2 separate regions of the Homo sapiens genome follow, and region 1 is linked to region 2. A link is a loop called in an ENCODE intact Hi-C map of the cell type or tissue named here. Cell type or tissue: PC-9. All regions are shown on one strand. Links, peaks and the distances in the headings refer to the core of each region. The heading gives the core; the rest is flanking DNA. Region 1 has its middle 8.4 kb from the start of METTL27. Region 2 has its middle 25 kb from the start of CLDN3.

The links. Peaks named below come from ENCODE experiments on the same cell type or tissue, not always from the same donor. Only the 100,000 strongest peaks of a DNase experiment are listed, where the experiment ranks them.
Region 1: it touches region 2 in a loop (8-fold over the local background); 7 of 110 quality-filtered maps call a loop at or near these places.

What each region holds. Positions count from the first base shown.
Region 1 is chr7:73,846,799-73,855,125 of GRCh38, forward strand. No RefSeq gene overlaps it. Among named protein-coding and RNA genes, the nearest start is that of METTL27, 8.4 kb to the left of the region's middle. RefSeq lists a silencer at 4,730-4,789. In PC-9, for the core only: a CTCF peak has its summit at 4,467; DNase peaks (open chromatin) are centred at 2,773, 4,173 and 4,943; H3K4me3 peaks cover 445 bases; H3K27ac peaks cover 4,498 bases.
Region 2 is chr7:73,791,046-73,799,372 of GRCh38, forward strand. No RefSeq gene overlaps it. Among named protein-coding and RNA genes, the nearest start is that of CLDN3, 25 kb to the left of the region's middle. In PC-9, for the core only: no CTCF peak of the experiment used is centred there; DNase peaks (open chromatin) are centred at 1,776 and 3,326; H3K27ac peaks cover 3,664 bases.

The DNA of each region.
Region 1 (8,327 bases), core at 212-8,211, 56 kb after region 2:
ACGACAAAAACCAACCCCAAGTGGTTTAAATATTAGGGGTTTGGTATTTTTCTTACAGCAAGAAGGCCAGTGGTCAGCAGCACAGGGGCCAGGCCAGGGGCCCACTGATCTCACAAGGGCCCTGGTGCCAACCTCTCACTTGCCACATTGTGTGTTTGCACTGTTGGCTCCTTCTGGTCACAAATGGTGGCAGCAACTTGAACATTCCTTGCATCCTTACATTCAAAGCCCAAGGCAGGCCAGGTGTGGTGGCTCATGCCTGTAATCCTAGCACTTTGGGAGGCCGAAGTGGGTGGATCGCTTGAAGTCAGGAGTTCGAGACCAGCCTGGCCAACATGGCGAAAACCTGTCTCTATTAAAAATACAAAAATTAGCTGGGCATGCTGGCGGGCACCTGTAGTCCCAGCTACTCGGGAGACTGAGGCAGGAGAATTGCTTGAACCTGGGAGGCGGAAGTTGCAGTGAGCCAGGATTGCGCCATTGCACTCCAGCCTAGCAACAGAGCGAGTCCATCTCAAAGAAAAAAATACAAACAAAACAAAGCCCAAAGTAGGCTAGGAATGGCAGGAGCTTTTCCTTGTTTCTCCTTCCCTCCCTCCCTCCCTCCCTTCCTCCCTCCCTCTCTCCCTTTTGTCCTTTATATTTTTAATTTTAATTTTATTTTTTTGAGAGGGGTCTTGCTCTGTTTTCAGGCTGGAGTGCAGTGATACAATCCTAGCTCACTGCAGCCTCTACGTCCTGGGCTCAAGCAATCCTTCTGCCTCAGCCTCCTGGGTAGCTGGGACTCCAGGTGCTTGCCACCAAGCCTGGTTAATTAAAAAAAAAAAATTGTAGAGATGGGGTCTTGCTATGTTGCCTAGGCTGGTCTCCAATTCCTGGGCTCAAGCCATCCTCCCTCCTTGGCATTCAAAATGCTGGGATTACATGTGTGAGGAACCTACCTGGCCTTTCTCTTTCTTTCTATGGGAGGAGGGTATTTCCAGAAGCCACAGAAGCTGGGAAACTGTGATCTGGCACTTTGAGGCTCAGGTGTGGGGTGTGAGCTTTCCATCCAGGAAGGAGGGAGGGGAGAATGGCTTGTGGTACTGTTCCCAGACCAAACTGAGGGTCGGGCTGCTACTTCTTGTGGCCCAATAACGAGATGCACACAAACTGGGGAGGAAGAGAGTTTTTATTTCTGTAACCGTTTACAGGGAGAAGGCGTGGAAATTATCACCCGACTAACTCAAAGTTACAAAGTTTTCCAGAGCTTATACACCTTCTAAGCTATACGTCTATGTGTAAGTGTGCATTCATCTGAAGACATAAGTGATTAATTTCTTTTAATCCATGACTAAGGTCTGAGTCCCGAAGCTCTTCCTCTGGAACCTCAGTAAATTTACTTATCTAAATGGGTCCAGGTGCTGGGGTGATTCCTGTTATCTCCTGCTAAATCATGGAGGTTTGAGGAGTTCCTTCAGACCGCCAATAAATTTGTTTGTGGAGGCCTGGGGAGTTTCTTCAGACCCAAAATAAAACTTGCTTAATTCTAAATGGTCCTGTTAAGAATTCCTTCATTATTTTGTCGTGATTTAAGGCCCAGGAAAGGCCTGGGCAAAACTCTTGGTGGGCTTTTGTTACATCCCAGCCTTTGTATAAGGGCACTGGCTTTTAATATTTAAATTAACCACTCAGTCAGTACTGAAACAGTTGTTGGGGAGACCTGGCCTGCCACAGTGCGGGCTCCTGTGCTGCTCCTGGGGTGTGAGGGCGTGTGTTCCTTCATGTGCACCTGTGTGATGAGCGGGGAATGTTACAGGTGTCCATTTTGATGTGTGCAGGACCCAGGCCATGGAGAGCTTGGTCCCCAGGCTATGGACTCCCTCCCTTCCTTCCTTCCTTCCTTCTTTTCTTTTTCTTTCTTTCTTTTCTTTCCTTCCTTCCTTCTTTCTTTCTTTCTTTCTTTCTTTCTTTCTTTCTTTCTTTCTTTCTTTCTTTCTTTCCTTTCCTTTCCTTTCCTTTCCTTTCCTTTCCCTCCCTCCCTCCCTTTCTTCCTTCCTTTCTTCCTTCCTTCCTTTCTTGATGGAGTCTCACTCTGTTGCCCAGGCTGGAGTGTAGTGGTGCAATCTTGGCTCACTGCAACCTCTGCCTTCTGGGTTCAAGCAATTCTCCTGCCTCAGCCTCCCAAGTAGCTGGGACTACAGGCATGTGCCACCACGCCCAGCTAATTTTTTTTGTATTTTTAGTAGGGATGGGGTTTTGCCACGCTGGCCAGGCTGGTCTCAAACTCTTGACCTCAGGTGATCTGCCTGCCTCGGCCTCCCAAAGTGCTGGGATTACAGGCATGAGCCACCACGCCTGGTCTATGGACGTGCTTTCTAACCCTGAATGTGTAATGGGGAGTTGTGGCTTCAGATTTGCATTTTACCAAGATGGCTCCAGAAGGCGGCAGGGAGAGCCAGCTGGGTGAACCGCAAGTTCCGAGGCTGTTGCAGTTACTTGGCAAGAGCTGGAGTGTCAAGAGTCAGGGGCTGCTGAGGAGGGGGTGACCTTGGTGCTGATGGGGTGTGGGGGCTGTTGAGGACCAGATGGCAACTTCCCTTCCTTGGAGTTTTCTTCCTACCTCATCTTCTTCACCGCCTCCTCCTTGCTCTTCTCCTACCTCTAAGCTTAGGAGAGGCCCCCGGCTCTGTCCTGGGTCTTCTTCCTTCTCTGTGTACACCCACTTCCTAGGTGATCTCATCTAGTCCCGTGGTTTTAAATACTGTTTATTTGTGGGTGACTCCCAAATTGATGACTTCTAGTCTTGGCTCTCCCCTGAACTCTGGACTTGTTCACCCAGCCATGAAACTGACATCTCCTTGGAGGCCACAGGTCTGGCAACGAGCCCAGACCCGAGAGTGATTCTTTCCACTCCCAAATCTGCTCCTCTTCAGGGCCCGTCTCTGCAAATGCCCCTGAACCACCTTGCACTCAGGGGCTCAGCTCAAGCTGTTTTTCTCCCATCTCGCACCCTGTTCATCAGCAAATCCTGTGGACTCAAACTACACCAGCCAGGTGCGGTGGCTCACACCTGTAATCCCAGTACTTTGGGAGGCCAAGGTGGGTGGATCACTTGAGATCAGGAGTTCAAGACCAGCCTGGCCAACATGGCAAAACCCTGTCTCTACTAAAAGTACAAAAATTATCCAGGGATGGTGGTGCATGCCTGTAATCCCACCTACTTGGGAGGCTGAGGCAGGAGAATCACTTGAACCGGGGAGGCAGAGGTTGCAGTGAGCCAAGATCACGCCATTGCACTTCAGCCTGGGCAACACAGCAAGACTCTGTCTGAAAAAACTAAAAGAAAAAAAAGAAGAAGAAAATCTCAAACACACACAAAAGAAGAGACTAGTGTAATAACTCCCCATGTATTTCTTCATGAGCGTTTCAATAGTTAACAAACTGAGCCCAGCCAGAGTGGCGTTTTTACAGTATCCATCTGATGAGTTTACGCCCCTGCTTAAAACCTAAAATCCAGCTTCTTTCCTCTCCTTATCTGTAGCGTCTCTTTTCCTTGATCCGCCACTCTGGCCTCTGCTGTTCCTGGACTGTGCCAAGGCTATCACAGGGCCTTTGCACTATTTTCCAGCCGGGAAAATCCCCTCACCTCAGCCTCCCGAGCAGCTGGGACTACAGACGTGCACCACCACACCCAGCTAATTTTTTTTTGTATTTTTCGTAGAGGTGGGGTTTTGCCATGTTGCCCCACTCTTCCTTCAACTCTGCTTCAGTGGCTTTTTTTTTTTTTTGAGATGGAGTCTTGCTCTGTCGCCCAGGCTGGAGTGAAGAGGCGCGATCTCGGCTCACTACAACCTCCGCCTCCTGGGTTCAAGCGATTCTCCTGCCTCAGCCTCCCGAGCAGCTGGGACTACAGGCATGCACCACCAGGCCCGGCTAATTTTTTGTCTTTTTAGTGGAGATGGGATTTCACCAAGTTACCCAGCTGGTCTTAAACTCCTGACTTCAAGTGGTCTGCCCGCCTTGGCCTCCCAAAGTGCTGGGATGACCAGCATGAGCCCCCATGCCCAGCCATTTATGAGCTCTTTCTGTGTTGATGCTTGCGGACTGGGTTCGTTTTCACCACCGCTTAGTCATCCCTCAAGCCTCAAGCTGACACACCCAGCTGATACAGCTCCCCTTTCCTGGGGATAGGAAATAACATTGCCATGCACATGTCTCTTTGTTCACAAGTGGATGTTTCTGGAAGGAATGCTTTAACCCACTGGAGGGTAGTGAAAACAATTCAGCTGGTTGTGAAATAGAATGAACAGATATTAGAAGAGCATACTGCATGTAGTAGGAGTAATTATTGTTTTGTTAGGCTCTTGCTTCAGTTTCACATGTGTGTTTAATGAACAGCTTTGTGCAATACTTTTTTTTTCTTTTTTTTTCTTTTTAGAGACAAGATCTCACTCTGTCGCCCAGGCTGGAGTGCAGTGGCACAATCCTAGCTCACTACAGTCTCAACCTTCTGGGCTCAAGTGATCCACCTGCCTCAGCCTCCTGAGTGGCTGAGTTGACAGGCATGCACTATTATGCTCAGCTAATTTTTAAAAATATTTCATAGAGACTGGGTCTCCCTATGTGGTCCAGGCTGGTCTCCAACTCCTGGCCTCAAGCGATCTTCCCACTTTGGCCTCCCAAAGTGCTGGGATTACAGATGTGAGCCACTGCGTCCAGGCTGTTTAATACAATTCTTACCATGGGTGGCACCCAGAGACTAAAAACCAGAAGGGCACTACTGAATCAGGGTACAGGCAGTGTCTGAGACTCTGGTTAGCCTACAGAGTCATCAACGCACGTGTGCTGTAGACTTTTTTGTTTTTGCAAATGAGGGTGAGATCATATCTCACTGTGGTTTCAATGTGCATTCCTCCCTAATGACTAATGAGGTTGAACCTCTTTCCATCAGTTTATTGGCTCCTGGAGTTTCCTTTTCTGTGAATGGCTTTTGCTGTTGTATTCCATTGGGTCGTTTGATTTTTTTCCCTTTCCCTATTTTTAACTGACAAGGAACAACCGTATATATTAATGGTGTATGACATGACATTTTGATATAGGGATGTATTGTTGAATGACTAAGCAAGCCCTTTAACTTATGCATCACCTCACATACTCATATCATTAGTTTGCAGTGAGAACATTTAAAATCTACTCTCTTGGCAACCTTCCTCCCTTCCTTCCATCCTTCCTCCCTTCCTTCCTCCCTTCCTTCCCCCTTCCTCCTTCCCTTCCTCTCTCTCTTTCTTTCTCTCTTTTATCCCTCCCTTCCTTCCTCCCTCCGTCCTTTCCTTCTTTCTTTCTTTCTCTTTCTTTCTTCCTTTCTTCCTTTCCTTTCCTTTCCCTCTTTCTGTCTCTCTTTTCCCTTCCTTCCTTCCCTCCCTCCCTCCCTTCCCTGCTTCCCTCCTTCCCGCCTTCCCTCCTTCATTCTTTCCTTCCCTCCCTCCCTCCTGCCTGGATCTTGTTCTGTTGCTCAGGCTGGAGTGCAGTGGTGCAATCTCCACTCACTGTAACCCCTGCCTTCTGGGCTTAAGAAATCCTCCTACCTCAGTCTTCCAAGTAGTTGGGACCACAGGTGCGTGCCACCATGCCTGGCTAATTTTTGCGTTTTTTTTTTTAAATAGAGACAAGGTCTCAATATGCTTCCCAGGCTGGTCTCCAACTCCTGAGCTCAAGCAATCCACCTGCCTTGGCCTCCCAAAGTGCTGAGCGAGATTACAGGCTTGAACAACAGTGCCTAGCCAGCAATTTTCAAGTGTACACGAGATTGTTATCAACTATAGTTAGTGTGATGTACAACACATGTCTTGAACTCACTCCTTCTGGCTAACCAAAATTCCATGTGGGTCATTTAATTTTATCTTACTGATTTGTAAGAGTTCCTTGGATACTTCAGATTGTGGATACTGTTTGCAGCGTTGCAAACATTTCCCCCAGGCTCTCACAGCTTTTGGCTTTGCTTGGTGACTTGGGCCAGGGCAGTGGCGGTGGCTGGTGGTGGCCGTGAGGGGCTGCAGGACTTCTTTCAACAATATGGTTTACTATTTATTTATTTATTTATTTTTCTGAGACACAGTCTTGTTCTGTCACCCAGGCTGGAGTGCAGTGGCGTGACCTTGGCTCACTGCAACCTCCGCCTCCCAGGTTCAAGCGATTCTCCTGCCACAGCCTCCTGAGTAACTGGGATTACAGGCATGCACCACCACACCCGGCTAATTTTTGCATTTTTAGTAGAGACAGGGTTTCGCCATGTTGGCCAGGCTGGTCTCGAACTCCTGACTTCAGGTGATCCACCTGCCTTGGCCTCCCAAAGTGCTGGGATTGTAGGTGTGAGCCCCTGTGCCCGACCCACAGTATGGTTTAAACAGAGAGGTGAGGGGGCTTTGAGGAACATTTTATTTTTTCTTATTTTATTTCTAACTTTGTGAAACCCTAGGAAATGTCCTGGAAACATTTGCTTTAGGACATGAGACAAAAGAGCAGGTAGATGCCGGGCGTGGTAGCTCACACCTGTAATTCCAGCACTTTGGGAGGCTGAAGAAGGGGGATTGCTTGAGGCCAGAAGTTGAAGACCAGCCTGCGCAACATAGCAAGATCCTGCCTCTACAAAAAAAAAATTTTTTTTTAAATTAGCCAGCCTTGGTGACATGCATCTGTAGTCTACTCAAGAAGCTGAGGCGAGTCTGGGCGGGGTGGCTCATGCCTGTAATCACAGCATTTTGGGAGGTCAAGGCAGGTGGATCACCTGAGGTCAGGAGTTCAAGACCAGCCTGACCAACATGGTAAAAATCCCATCTCTACTAAAAATACAAAAAGTAGCCGGGACTGGTGGTGTGCGCCTGTAGTCCCAGCTACTCGGGAGGCTGAGGTGGGAGAATCGCTTGAACCTGGGAGCAAAGGTTGCAGTGAGCCAAGAATGTTCCACTGCACTGCAGCCTGGGTGATAGAGTGAGACTGTCTCAAACAAAACAAAACAAAACAAAACAAAAACAAAAATAAAAAGAGCAACTAGAGAAAGAGGGAGTGGATGAGGATGGGGCAGGGGTGCTGGGAGAATGTCGCAGAGAAAGGTCTAGGTGAGCTGGCAGAAAACAAATGTCTAAAAAGTTTGGTTCTGAACAAATTGGTTGATAAATGAATTGGTGAATGTTATGAATAATTTCCATTGCTTTTTGTTATATGTTGATTATTTTCAAATTTATTTAGGTATTTATTTTTGAGACACAGTCTTGCTCTGTCACTCAGGTTGGAGTACAGTGTCGCAAACACAGCTCACTGCAGCCTCCACCTCCTGGGCTCACGCAATCCTCCCACCACAGCCTCCTGAGTAGCTGGGACTACAGGTGTTCACTACCACTCCTGCCTAATTTTTGTATTTTTTTTTTTGGTAGAGACAGGGGTCTTGTTATGCTGTAGGGCTGGCTTTGAACTCCTAGGCTTAAGCGATCCTCCTTCAGCCTCCCAAAATGCTGGGATTACAGGTGTGAGCCACTGTGTCCGGCCTGCATTTATGCTTTTTTGTCCATTTCTCGGCACTTTATTTTGGGATGAATAATGTTTTTGAACCATGGGATGGTTTGACGACTTTATATCCCTTTTAAAACATTTTTAAAGTATTTCCATTCATTTTTATTCAAAAATTTTTGAATTAATTTTAAGGAAGCAAAGATTTTTCTTTACATTTGGCAGTGAGCTTTTTAAAATTCAAATTTCAAAATCATGTCGGGTGAATTCCATGTGAATTCCCATGTGAATTTCCATGTCGGGTGAAAATCATGTCCAAGTGAATTGCCTGAAAACTGGTTGCAATAATGATTTCCACACATTGGTTTGTGAATTAATAAAATTTTTGCACCCTGAGTGGTTTCTTTTTTACAAGTTTGCACTTATTTGAAAGCAATTTTGTCCCATTTGTAGCTTATTTTGTTTTGAAAAATTCTTGAGTTCCTTTTCCTTCACAGATACCGACTTCATTACTTATCAGCTCCCATACGCTGCCCCTCACAGGCTCTATTTCATTGGTTTCTCCCCGCAACTTTCCCTGCCTGGTTCTAAGTATTTTCCAGTTTTACAGATAATGAAATTTGGGGCAGGAGCTCTTGTAGCAGCTCAGTTCAAACCCAAGTTTGTCATCTCTGAATCTATTTCTTTAACCAGGATCCGGTCCTTCATACTTTCATTGCTTTTTGATCATTATTTTCGCATGTAATTGGCTTGGGTAAAACCATCTTCAGAAAGAAAAAATGCAGGCCAGGAGTGGTGGCTCACACCTGTAATTCCAGCACTTTGGGAGGCTGAGGTGAGAG
Region 2 (8,327 bases), core at 187-8,186:
CTTTCTGACTGAGCTCCTCTCTACTCTGAATGCAAGAGACCCTCATAGGTAGGCAGAAATATCGCCCCTATTCAGCCGGAAGAAGTTATAGAGGATGGATCTTCGTCCCTCTGCAACCCTTAGAATTAAGGGTTCTCTTATAAAAGGGAAGGGGGAAAATGTTGGAGGCGTGTGAACCAGAGCTCCATCTTTAACAGGAGCAGGGTAAAATGAGGCTGAGACCTACCATGCAGCATTCCCAGAGAGGAATTCTATGTCACAAGATGAGATGGGAGGTTAGCACAAGATACAGGTCATAAAGATCTTGCTGATAAAACAGGTTGCAGTGAAGGAGCTGGCTAAAACTCGCCAAAACCAAGATGGTGACGAGAGTGACCTCTGGTCGTCTTTACTGCTACGCTCCCATCAGCGCCATGACAGTTTACAAATGCCATGGCAATGTCAGGAAGTTACCCTATATGGTCTAAAAGGGGTAGGCATGAATATTCCACCCCTTGTTTAGCATATCATCAAAAAATAACCACAAAAATGGGCAACCAGCAGCCCTTGGGGCTGCTCTGTCTATGGAGTAGCCATTCTTTTATTCCTTTACTTTCTTTTTCCTTTTTTTTTTTTTTTTGAGGCAGAGTCTTGCTCAGTCGCCCAGGCTAGAGTGCAGTGGCGCAATCTCGGCTCACTGCAAGCTCCTCCTCCAGGGTTCACGCCATTCTCCTGCCTCAGCCTCCCGAGTAGCTGGGACCACAGGCGGCCGCCATCACACCCAGCTAATTTTTTGCATTTTTAGTAGAGAGGGGGTTTCACTGTGTTAGCCAGGATGGTCTGGATTCCCTGACCTCCTGATTCGCCCGCCTCGGCCTCCCAAAGTGCTGGGATTCCACGCGTGAGCCACCGCGCCCGGCCTATTCCTTTACTTTCTTAATCAACTTGCTTTCACTTTGCATTGCGGACTTGCCCTGAATTCTTTCTTGTGTGAGATCCGAGAACCCTCTCTTGGGTTCTGGACTGGGGCCCCTTTCCTGTAACAAGACCACGCCCACTTCTGTGACACTTGCACATCCCAGGTTGTGACCTGTATTTCTGACCCCCATAAATCTGGGGTTCCCATGACCCCCTCCTTGGTTTCAAGTAATTTGTTAGAGTGACTCACAGAACTCAAGGAAACACTTTACTTACATTTACCCATTTATTATAAAAGAGATATTACAGACCGGGCACAGTGGCTCGTGCCTGTAATCCCAGCACTTTGGAAGGCTGAGTTGGGAAGATCGCTTGAGCCAAGGAGTTTGAGACCAGCCTGGACAACATAGCCAGACCTCCTCTCTACAAATTAAAAAATATTTGTTTTCTACAAATAGAAAACACACCATTCCAGTGCATGGTGGCACACACCTGTAGTCTCAGCTACCAGAGAGGCTGAGGTAAGAGGATTGCTTGAGCCCAGGCGATTTAGGCTGCAGTGAGCCACGATCGTGCCACTCCCACTGCTTTCCAGCCAGAGCAACAGAGTGAGACTCCATTTCAAAAAAAAAAAGAGTATTACAAAGGATAGAGATGAAAGATGAACAGCCAGATGGAAGAGGTGCATATGGCGAAGTGTGGGCAGGGTGAGGAGGTTCCCTGCTCTTTCTGGTATGCCATCCTCCAAGCAGTTCCACAGGTTTTGCAACCGAGAAACTCCCAGAACCCTGTCCTTTGTGGGAATGGGGTGGGGGCTAGGAGGCTTCATTACATAGGCATGATTGATTGCATCACTGGCCAATGGCAATCAGCTCAGCCTTCAGCCTCTCCTCTCCCCAGAGGCTGAGGGGTGGGGCTGAGTGGTCCAACTCTCCAATCACAGCGTTGGTTCCCTTGGCAACCAGCCCCCATCCCGAGGCTATCCAGGAATCCACCAAGAGTCACCTCATCAGAACAAAAGATGATCCTACCACCCAGAAAATTCCCAGGGATTTAGGAACTTCTGTGTCAGGAACCGCGGGGGCAGAGACCAAATATTAGAACTAAAGATTCTCCCAGCACCCCTATCAATGAGGGTATTAGGAGCTCTGGCTCAAGAACTGGGGGCAGAGACCAAATCTATGTTGTTTACCATGTCACAGTGTCACACCCATTGCCTTTTACCTGGCTTATTGTACACATTTCAGTTACCCGTTCAGTTCCTGTAACCATCTGGGTTTGAGATCATTTGCTGGGCCTTTGCAGTTTGGTGTTTTGGCTCTGGGTCCCTTACTAGAAAAGAAGATGAGAAAAGGAAAAGAAAGGAATCCTGGCTGGGTACGGTGGCTCACACCTGTAATCCCAGCACTTTGGGAGGCCAAGGCAGGAGGATCGTTTGAGACCAGGAATTTGAGACCAGCATGGGCAACATAGCAAGACCCCAACTCTACAAAAACATTTTTTTTTTTCAAAAAAAGAAAGAAATCCAAGGGAACCTCAGTTTGGATTGGAGTGGGGGTAGGGACAGGGGTACTGCAGGTGAGAGGGGGCTAAAAGACCTCCATCCCCAGGCTCTGTGGGGTCATATGTTCTCATCAATCTCTTAAGTCTCCTTCCCAGGGTAATAGACACTGTTGACTTATAAGTTTATTTAAACGTGTAGGCCTTATCATATGCTTCATCCTAACAGCACAAAGTTAAACAAAGCAGCTTTCAAGGCCCAAGGAGAGAGAAGTTGATTTAAGATAGGGCCCTATCAGAGGTTACTCAACTGTTTCTGGCTCCGGCCTTATCACTGACAAAGGCCACGCTCCCTTGCCTGGGTGCGCCCTGAGCTCCAATGGAAAAGAGAAACTCCTTGAACAGACCTGTGGGTGTCAAGCAGCTGCCTTCTTCCCCAGCCAGCCCAGTGCCTGCTCTATGGGCTGTGACCACAGTGGCCATGGTAGCAGCGGGGGAGGCCACGCAGGGCTTCCTCTCACTGTGGCTGATGCCAGAGCCCACTGGCAGCAAAACAGTGTCAGTTCTTTTTTTTGTTGTTGTGAGATGGAGTCTTGCTCTGTCGCCCAGGCTGGAGTGCAGTGATGTGATCTCGGCTCATTGCAACCTCTGCTTCCCGAGTTCAAGCGATTCTCCTGCCTCAGCCTTCTGAATACCTGGGTCTACAGGCATGCACCACCTTGCCAGGCTAATTTTTGTGTTATCTTTTTTTTTTTTTTAATAGAGACAGGGTTTCACCATGTTGGCCAGGCTGGTCTTGAATTCCTGACCTCAAGTGATCCACCCACTTCGGTTTCCCAAAGTGCTGGGATTATAGGCATGAGCCATCGTGCCCGGCTGATTCGCCTCTTGATAAGCATCTAGATAGTTTCCAGTGGTTTTGCTGTGACAAATAAGGTGTGATGCACGTCCTTGCAAATACCTCCAGGTGCACATGTGTTCTCCTAGAAGTAAAATTGCTGGGTCATCAGGTAAACACACCTCCCACCTTCCCAATATTGCCAAATGATTCTCTAAAATGGCTGTATCCATTGACACTCCCTCGGCGTGTCAGAGAGGTTGTTTTTTTGCGTATCATTCTGTGGGTGTCCAGTGGCATCTCATTTTAACTTACATTTCTCTGATTACTAGTGTTATTGAGTATTGTTTCTATGTTTATTCATTTCAATGTTTTCTTCTGTGGGCTATTTATTTGTTTATGAGATGGAATCTCACCCTGTCACCCAGGCTGGAGTGCAATGGCAGGATCTTGGCTCACTGCAACCTCCACCTCCTGGGTTCAAGCGATTCTCTTGCCTCAGCCTCCCAAGTAGCTGGGATTACAGGCGCATGTCACCATGTCCAGCTAATTTTTTGTATTTTTAGTAGAGATGGGGTTTTGCCATGTTGGCCAGGCTGGTCTTGAACTCCTGGCCTCAGGGGATCTTCCCACCCTTCCCAAAGTGCTGAGATTACAGGCATGAGCCACTGCTCCCGGGTGGTTTCCTATTGAGTTGTTTGTCCTTTTCTCATTGATTTGCATAATTTCTTTTTTTTTTTTTTATTTTAGATTCAGGGAGTACATATGCAGGTTTGTTACATGGATATATTGTGTGATGCTGAGGTTTGGGCTTTGAACCCACAATTCAAACAGTGAAAGTAGTGATTTTTCAACCCTTGCTCTGTCTCTCCAACCCCAACCCCAGTAGTCCCTACTGTCTGTCATCCTTGTGTTTATGTCCACATGTACCCAATGTTTAACTCCCTCTTGTAAGTGAGAACATGTGGTATTCTGAGAATCTGGTATTCTCAGATTAACAGTCTTAACTTTCTGCTGAAGTGCCTGTTGTACCCCTTACCTAATATTTGTTTTTCTGTTTCTGTGTTAATTCACTTAGGATAATGGCCTCCAGCTGCATCCATGTTGCTGCAAAGGACATGGTTTCATTCTTTTTCATGGCTGTGTAGTATTCCTTGGTGTATATGAACCACATTTTCTTTATCCAGTCCACCATTGATGGGCACCTAGATTGATTCCATGTCTTTGCTACTGTGACTAGTGCTGTAATAAACATGCAAATGCATGTGTCTTCTTTTGCTTTTTTGAGATGTGTTCTTGCTCTGTTGCCCAGGCTGGAGTATAATGGCGAGATCTCGGCTCACTGCAGCCTCTGCCTTTCAGGTTCAAGTGATTCTCCTGCCTCAGCTTCCCAAGTAGCTGGGATTACAGGCGCATGTTACCATGCCCAGCTGATTTTTTGTATTTTTAGTAGAGATGGGGTTTCACCGTGTTGGCCAGGCTGGTCTCGAACTCCTGACCTCAAGTGATCTGCCCACCTCGGCCTCCCAAACTGTTGGGATTACAGGTGTGAGCCACAGTGCCCGGCCACATGTGTCTCTTTGGTAAAACAATTTATATACCTTTGGGTATATACCCAGTAATGGGCTTGCTGGGTAGAATGGTAGCTGTATTTTCAGTTCTTTGAGAAATGTCCACATTGCTTTTCACAGTAGCTGGACTAATTTACACTCCCACCAACACTGTATGAGTGTTCCCTTTTCTCCCCAACCTTGCCAAAATCTGTTATTTTTTGACTTTTTAGTAATAGCTCCCTGACTGGTTTGAGACAGTATCTTACTTTGGTTTTGATTTGCATTTCTCTGATGATGAGTGATGTTGAGCAATTTGTAGAATTTCTTTGTATATTCTGAGTACTAATCATTTGTTGATTATAACGGTTACACATATTTTCTCCCAGATGATAGCTTATCTTTGGCCATTTAGTTCTATGATTTTTTTTTTTTTGCCATGAAGTTTCCTTTTTGAGACATAAAATATATTTGATAAAGTCCTTAAAATGTACAATTTTATTTTATTTTATTTTATTTTATTTTATTTTATTTTATTTTATTTTTTCCGAGACGGAGTCTCATTCTGTCACCTAGGCTGGACTGCAGTGGTGCAATCACAGCTCACTGCAACCTTCACCTCCCAGGTTCAAATGATTCTCCTGCCTCAGCCTCCCAGGTAGCTGGGACTACAGGCATGCGCCACCATGCCCGTAAAATACACAAATCTTAAAGGTACAGCTTGATAAAATTTTTTTTTATTTAATTTAATTTTATTATTATTATTATTATTATTTTTATTGATTATTCTTGGGTGTTTCTCGCAGAGGGGGATTTGGCAGGGTCACAGGACAATAGTGGAGGGAAGGTCAGCAGATAAACAAGTGAACAAAGGTCTCTGGTTTTCCTAGGCAGAGGACCCTGCGGCCTTCCGCAGTGTTTGTGTCCCTGGGTACTTGAGATTAGGGAGTGGTGATGACTCTTAACGAGCATGCTGCCTTCAAGCATCTGTTTAACAAAGCACATCTTGCACCGCCCTTAATCCATTCAACTCTGAGTGGATACAGCACATGTTTCAGAGAGCACAGGGTTGGGGGTAAGGTCACAGATCAACAAGATCCCAAGGCAGAAGAATTTTTCTTAGTACATAACAAAATGAAAAGTCTCCCATGTCTACCTCTTTCTACACGGACACAGCAACCATCCGATTTCTCAATCTTTTCCCCACCTTTCCCCCCTTTCTATTCTACAAAACCGCCATTGTCATCATGGCCCGTTCTCAATGAGCTGTTGGGTACACCTCCCAGACGGGGTGGTGGCCGGGCAGAGGGGCTCCTCACTTCCCAGTAGGCGCGGCCGGGCAGAGGCGCCCCTCACCTGCCGGACGGGGCGGCTGGCCGGGCGGGGGGCTGACCCCCCCCACCTCCCTCCCGGACGAGGTGGCTGCCGGGCAGAGACGCTCCTCACTTCCCAGATGGGGTGGCTGCTGGGCGGAGGGGCTCCTCACTTCTCAGACGGGGCGGCTGCCGGGCGGAGGGGCTCCTCACTTCTCAGACGGGGCGGTTGCCAGGCAGAGGGTCTCCTCACTTTTCAGACGGGGCGTCCGGGCAGAGACGCTCCTCACATCCCGGACGGGGCGGCGGGGCAGAGGTGCTCCCCACATCTCAGACGATAGGCGGCCGGGCAGAGACGCTCCTCACTTCCCAGATGTGATGGCGGCCGGGAAGAGGCGCTCCTCACTTCCTAGATGGGATGGCGGCCGGGCAGAGACGCTCCTCACTTTCCAGACTGGGCAGCCAGGCAGAGGGGCTCCTCACATCCCAGACGATGGGCGGCCAGGCGGAGATGCTCCTCACTTCCCAGACGGGGTGGCGGCCGGGCAGAGGCTGCAATCTCGGCACTTTGGGAGGCCAAGGCAGGCTGCTGGGAGGTGGAGGTTGTAGCGAGCCGAGATCACGCCACTGCACTCCAGCCTGGGCACCATTGAGCACTGAGTGAACGAGACTCCGTCTGCAATCCCGGCACCTCGGGAGGCCGAGGCTGGCGGATCACTCGCGGTTAGGAGCTGGAGACCAGCCCGGCCAACACAGCGAATCCCCGTCTCCACCAAAAAAATACGAAAACCAGTCAGGCGTGGCGGCGCGCGCCTGCAATCGCAGGCACTCGGCAAGCTGAGGCAGGAGAATCAGGCAGGGAGGTTGCAGTGAGCCGAGATGGCAGCAGTACCGTCCAGCTTCGGCTCGGCATCAGAGGGAGACCGTGGAAAGAGAGGGAGAGGGAGACCGTGGGGAGAGGGAGAGGGAGAGGGAGAGGGAGCAGCTTGATAAAATTTTTACATTTGTGAATACGCATGTAACCAGCACTCAAATCAAGACCTAGAACATTTCTATAACCAAAAAAAAATCCCAAAACCCAAAGTGCTGGGATTACAGGTGTGAGCCACCGTGCCTGGCTGAGTTTTTTATATATTCTGATTACTATACATTTGTTGGCATTTTAGCTTATTTGAAAACTTTAAAAATTATATGTATGGTCTTGCAATTTTTTTTTTTTTTTTTGAGATGGAGTTTTGCTCTTGTTGCTAGGCTGGAGTGCAATGGCACTATCCAGGCTTACTGCAACCTCCACCTCCCGGGTTCAAGTGATTCTCCTGCCTCAGCCTCACAGGCATCCACGACCATGCCCAGCTAATTTCTGTATTTTTTAAATAGAGATGGGGTTCACCATGTTGACCAGGCTGGTCTCGAACTCCCGAACTCAGGTGATCCACCTTCCTTGGCCTCCCAAAGCGCTAGGATTACAGGTGTGAGCCACCATGCCCAGCTGAGTTCTTTATATACTCTGATTACTAGACATTTGTTGGCTATATGGGTTGCATTTAGCTTATTTTAAAACTTTAAAAATTATATGTATTGTCATGCAAGTTTTTTTTTTTTTTTAATGGAGTCTCACTCGGTCACCCAGGCTGGAGTGCAGTGGCACGATCTTGGCTCACTGCAACCTCCACCTGCCAGGTTCAAGCAACTCTCCTGCCTCAGCCTCCCGAGTAGCTGGGACTATAGGCGCGCACCACCACACCCAGCTAATTTTTTGTATTTTTAGTAGAGACGGGGTTTCACCGTGTTGGCCAGGCTGGTCTCAAACTCCTGACCCCGTGATCTGCCCACCTCGGCCTCCCAAAATGCTGGGATTACAGGAGTGAGCCACCGCGCCCAGCGTCATGCAAGTTTTTAATATGTCTATCTCCATCAATTTTTTCTTTTTCATGTATCTTTTGTGTCTTACTTAAGAAATATTTCTCTAAATCCAAGAAATGGAGGTATTCTCCTATAGTTTCTTCTAAGTGTTTTACAGTTATTTTCTTCACATTTAGATGTTTAACGACAAAAGATTCTTTGCTTGTCCAAACTTCAGTCAGGTTTCTGAGTCTTCTCCTAAGCCCATCCACGTACTTTCTTGTAAAACTCAGTTTTGGCAAGAGCCCTGCTGGGTCAGTTCAGCAAGAACGCTCCATCCTCAATATCTGATCATCCTTAGTATCTGATCAATTCCTCACCCTCCAT